Regions from separate parts of the Homo sapiens genome. Here region 1 is linked to region 2. A link is a loop called in an ENCODE intact Hi-C map of the cell type or tissue named here. Cell type or tissue: dorsolateral prefrontal cortex. All regions are shown on one strand. Each heading gives the region's core, and the rest is flanking DNA. Links, peaks and the distances in the headings are about the cores only. Region 1 has its middle 88 kb from the start of FA2H. Region 2 has its middle 8.8 kb from the start of MLKL.

Evidence for each region. A loop is a pair of places that touch in the nucleus more often than their neighbours do. Peaks named below come from ENCODE experiments on the same cell type or tissue, not always from the same donor. Only the 100,000 strongest peaks of a DNase experiment are listed, where the experiment ranks them.
Region 1: a loop joins it to region 2, with 16 times the contacts of the local background. A loop is called at or near these places in 99 of 110 quality-filtered maps.

Annotation. Positions count from the first base shown.
Region 1 is chr16:74,861,582-74,864,392 of GRCh38, reverse strand. No RefSeq gene overlaps it. Among named protein-coding and RNA genes, the nearest start is that of FA2H, 88 kb to the right of the region's middle. RefSeq lists an enhancer at 1,276-1,415. In dorsolateral prefrontal cortex, for the core only: CTCF peaks have their summits at 1,247 and 1,464 (motif pointing right); no DNase peak of the experiment used is centred there; H3K27ac peaks cover 1,577 bases.
Region 2 is chr16:74,708,298-74,711,108 of GRCh38, reverse strand. No RefSeq gene overlaps it. Among named protein-coding and RNA genes, the nearest start is that of MLKL, 8.8 kb to the right of the region's middle. In dorsolateral prefrontal cortex, for the core only: CTCF peaks have their summits at 1,310 and 1,509 (motif pointing left); a DNase peak (open chromatin) is centred at 1,498; H3K27ac peaks cover 2,407 bases.

The sequences.
Region 1 (2,811 bases), core at 49-2,548, 150 kb before region 2:
GTCTGTTTTCACCCTGCTGCAAGGAACCGCGTGAGATTGGGTAATTTATAAAGGAAAGAGGTTCAATTGACTCACAGTTCTGCATGGCTGGGGAGGCCTCAGGAAACTTACAATCATGGTGGAAGGAGAAGCAGGGACATCTTATGTGGTGGCAGGTGAGAGAGTGTGTGCGTAGGAGGAACTGTCAAACACAAAACCATGAGATCTCATGAGAACTCACTATCACGAGAACAGCGTGGGGGAAACTACCTCCACAATCCATTCACCTCCCACCAGGTCCCACTCTCCACACGTGGGGATTATGGGGATTAACAATTCAAGATGAGATTTGGGTGGGGACACAGAGCCAAGCCGTATCATCTAGTTTGTGTTCTGAGTTCTTTTTATATATTTCCCTTATGGTAGTGGTAATTATTTTCCAGTTACACTTGTGGTTGAAAAGCAATAGAACTTTCAGGAATAGCGGACAACCATGGTGTTCGCCATCACTTTGGAAATACACAACTCATCTCAGGGGACTGGTTATGTCTTCCCAAACCAGATATCAGAAAATCCCACTGCTGCCGTCAGGGAGAATGCCATCAGGGAGAATGCCTATTAGCATATGGGAAGGCCCATGGATAAGCTGTCTTCGCAGTGGGCTAACTGGAAAACGTAAGAAAACCGCAGCCACAGCCGGGCGCGGTGGCTCACGCCTGTAATCCCAGCACTTTGGGAGGCCGAGGTGGGTGGATCGCCTGAGGTCAGGAGTTTGAGACTGCCTGGCTAACATGGCAAAACCCCATCTCTACTAAAAATACAAAAAAATTAGCCGAGCATGGTGGTGCGTGCCTGAAATCCCAGGTACTCAGGAGGCTGAGGCAGGAGAATCACTTGAACCTGGGAGGCAGAAGTTGCACTGAGCCGAGATTGAGCCACTGCACTGCAGCCTGGGTGACAGAGCGGGACTCTGTCTCAAAAAAAAAACAAAGAAAGACATGAGGACCAAGCTCCTCTTCTATCATAAATATTTTTTCTCTGACAGCAACATAAATTACAACACAATCTCTAACTACTGACTTTATTTTGCTACGTGAATCCAAGATAAAATATAAAGGATGAAAAAAACAATGGAATAGAAATAGCAGCTCTTTTCTCACTGAACTCAGCTCTTTGCTGTCATAGGCCTGAATTGCCATTCGGGAGAGCATTTTCTCTCCCCCTTGGGTGCTTCCGGATTGAAAGTTCTTTCAGCATTAACTGGCCCAAGCTTCTGGTTGCTTGTGCAGTATAAATAGAGGATACGCTCTTTCTTGTTTTTCCCACAAAAAGCTTTGAAAGAGTTGGAAATCCCGTAAGAGACGGCTGCAAGAGCTCGGAGTGTAATTTTTAGAGCTGAAGGTGTAATTTTTAGAACATTGGTCTCTTCCTGAACATTGACATCTTTAAAGCTGAGAAATTATTAACACTAGGTGGCAGCAGAGACCTAGTGCAGGTGAGCGCGTCACCATCTGAAATGTAGATAAGGTTAAGGGTTAATTCAGTCTAGTCTACACTCACTTCTCTAGTTGTGAAATGAAAGATCAGCTCACTTATAATTCATTCTGGATTTGTTGATGCAATGATTGAGCAGACGTAACATCAGAAAAGCCGTTTGAAATCCTGCCTCTCACCTTGTTGGTCATGAATGTGTCTTACACATTATTGCTGAAATCAGAGCTCTGACATTAACATGAAATTACCTTTTTGTTTTTTTTTTTTTTGACCAGAGTTTCACTCTTGTTGCCCAGGCTGGAGTGCAATGGCGCAATCTCGGCTCACCGCAACCTCCACCTCCCGGGTTCAAGCAATTCTCCTGCCTCAGCCTCCAGAGTAGCTGGGATTACAGGCACACACCACCATGCTCAGCTAATTTTTTTGTATTTTTACTAGAGACTGGGTTTCTCCATGTTGGTCAGGCTGGTCTTGAACTCCCGACCTCAGGTGATCTGCCCGCCTCGGCCTCCCAAAGTGCTGGGATTACAGGCGTGAGCCACTGTGCCCGGCCTGAAATTACATTTTAAAATGAGAAACATAGTTACAGTGCACATATAAATAAGGAAGATGGATGTGGTCACATCAAATCCAGGAGCTTGGTCAGTAAGGTGGTAGGGGGACTCCAACAACATAGAGTCCAGCATTGGAGTTCAAAGGTGGAACTGAAGTAAGGAATAAAAGATAAAAAAAATAAAAACAATGAGCTGAAACCAGGTTCATGTCTTTCTGTGTATTTCACCGTTGACCTTCAAACCAGCCCCATCAGAGACACAGCTCATTTGACAGTTCTGTGAGAATAAAGCTCAGAGACTTTTGCCGCAGTTCGCAGGAAGAACAACAAAGCTAGGATTGGAACCCAGCTCTCCTATAGGTGAGCCTGACTTCTTTTGCTCTATCACGTTGCTTTAACGGCAAGAATGTGTAGCTACCATGGTGGGGACAGTTCACAGACTGTGTTTATCCTTCTATTTCAGATGGGTCAAAGCCAGAGAGCTGAGATAAGATAGGTAATTCATGTGCTGGATAATTGCATCGAATCCAGATGAAAAAAATCTCAACAAATGATGGTCGTAGATCCAGGCTGAAAAGACAAGTTTTACAAAGGGGGTGGGTGCGGTGGCTCATGCATGTAATCCTAGCACTTTGGGAGGCCGAGGTGGGCAGATCACCTGAGGTCAGAAGTTCGAGACCAGCCTGGCCAACATGGTGAAACCCAGTCTCTACTAAAAATACAAAAATTTGCTGGGCATGGTGATGCATGCCTGTAATTTCAGCTACTCGGGAGGCTCAGGCGGG
Region 2 (2,811 bases), core at 267-2,766:
AACCAAGCCCACCTATTAATGAAAAGTCCAATTGGTGAAAATCTGACAGATTCTCCCAGAGCTCCCCATTGCACCGCTGTAACTGTCCAGTGGGGTTGGGAGTATCCACAAGGCCTTTTGGAGAGAGAGCAAGTCCCACCTCACAGGGACTTGAGAGTGCAGAAGTAATTGCCTGCATTTTCTTTCTTTTTTTTTTTTTAGACGGAGTCTCGCTCTGTCGCCCAGGCTGGAGTGCAGTGGCGCGATCTCGGCTCACTGCAACCTCCGCCTCCCGGGTTCACGCCATTCTCCCACCTCAGCCTCCCAAGTAACTGGGACTACAGGTGCGCGCCACCACACCTGATAATTTTTGTATTTTTAGTAGAGATGGAGTTTCACCATGTTGCACAGGCTGGTCTCAAACTCCTGTGCTCAGGCAGTCCTCCTACCTCAGCCTCCCAAAGTGCTGGGATTACAGGAGTGAGCCACCGCACCCGGCCATATTGCCTGCGTTTTCACAGCAGGGCAAAATACAGGAAGGCCACGAGGCCTGCAATCCCCAAGCAGTTAGTGCTCACGGAGCAGCCCCCACCTCAGTGAGCATCTAGGGGAGCTGGAGGATTTTGCCATCAAGTGTAAGAGTCAAAGATTAGATGTTAGAGCAAGCACAGGATATTATCAAAATGCCAACACATCTGGCCTGATGGGAAAAGCCTAGACCTGTGACGTGGGATTGTGTTTATTCCTGCAGTGGGAGAGACACTAAACCAAAAAAGTTTTATGTTTGCTCAGGGAGGTAGCTATTGATTTATTTATAGAGAGAGGTTCTCACTCTGTTGCCCACGCTAGGGTGCAGTGGCGCGATCATAGCTTACTGCAGTCTTGACCTCCCAGACTCAAGAGATCCTCCTACATCAGCCTCCCAAACAGCTGGGACCGCAGGCATGTGCCATCGTGCCCAGCTAATTTTTTAATTTTTCTAAGTAGAGACAGGGTCTCTCTATGTTACTCAGACTGATCTCGAACTCCTGGCCTCAAGCAATCCCCCCAGCTCAGCCTCCCATAGTGCTGGGATTACAGGCATGAGCCACAACACCCAGCCAAGAGGGCCATTTAAATTCTGATCAGCATAAAGTAAATCTGCAGATTGACTGACCCTCAGTGGCCCTACAAATTTGCCTCGCCTGATTCTCCAGGGATGACCCAGCTTCCATGGTCAAGAACAGACCAAAAAATAGCCATCATATTTATTTCTGGTATTGTGTTTGTATTTCCAGACATGCTGTCTTTGGGAGTTCCTTAGTTGATCTGAAGAACAGCCCTCTTAATTCTGCTCTGTTCCACTCCCCCGTTGGCTCTGACCTCTGATCTCTGCCTTTGAACTTTGTGTGATTTTTTATTGTGCCCAGCACAATGACCAACTTGTAACAGAGCCCAATAAATGCTTGTCTTGTCTGCATCAGATCTCAGACGGTAAGAATAACTGGGCCTTGCCTCTCCACCTGTTCCCGGCCTCTGCTGCCCTCTGGTGGCAGCATGCAGCCCTACTCCATTATTACTGCCCTCGCGGGGACTGTTTTGGAAGCAGGTATCTGTGATTTCAAAATTCTAGCCTTTCCCAATTTACCCGTTCTGTTGACTTACATTCTTGACTCATCTGCCATTTTTGAGAGGAAGTTGGAAATATGTATATGAATAGTTCTAACTTTCAAAAAAGCCATAATGGTTGCAAAATTTCAACTGGAGTTTTCTTTACAGTTAGGTGTTTTGCCCAAAGACCACACCAGGCTCCAATGAATAAATGTTATCTATAAAGAATGCCACAAGATGAATGTAAAATTTGGAAAATTCCAGGACTCTCATCTCATAAGTGTCTGTCCCATCTCAGACACCTATAGCGGAGAGGAAGAAATTTAAAAGAAGAAAAAAATTTTTGTTCTGGCAAAAGCAGTGGGGTTATATCTTCTTTTAGGTTCCCTAAAAATGGGATTACAGGCGTGGTGGCTCTTGCCTGTAATCCTAGCACTTTGGGAGGCCGAGACAGGCAGATCTCCTGAGGTTGGGAGTTTGAGACCAGCCTGACCAACATGGAGAAACCCCGTCTCTACTAAAAATACAAAATTAGCCGGGCGTGGTGGCCGATGCCTGTAATCCCAGCTACTTGGGAGGCTGAGGCAGGAGAATCTCTTGAACCCAGGAGGCGGAGGTTGTGGTGAGCTGAGATCGCACCACTGCACTCCAGCCTGGGCAGCAAGAACAAAATTCTGTCTCAAAAAAACAAACAAACAAACAAAAATCAAAACCTAAAACAAGCACATGGATGCAGGCAGTCTATTTGGGAGGTGATTGCAGAAATAAAGAGCGAGAACCAGGGAGGTCTAGAAAGGGAGAAGTTGGAGGAGCAGTGTAAGGTTGAGTATGTGAGGTTCTCCTACAGATTCTGTAAGGGCATCTTGAGAAGCACAGAGAAAATGTATCGGAATTGTCCAATAGGACAGGAGGCTGGAGCATTTATCACCAGCTTCCACTCCTATGGGTGAGGACTGTCTTCAGTGACATCGATTCACCCTCACTTAGGGACTTCCCAGCCATGCAAGCCAAGCAGATGCTGGCTTTGGCAAAAGTCCTTGGACAAAAGCAGGAACATAGAGGTATGCATTTGTAGTGGGATTCTATCAGTACAAGTTGAGTATGAGCTTGTTAGGCAGGAGCTAGCCACTGGAACTGTGGCTGAAATGAAAGCTGAGACAGAGTTCACACAGAACCTTCCACCGCAATTGAGGCTAAGACCAGAGGCAGACAGAGGGGGCATGATGAGGAGGAACAGATGTG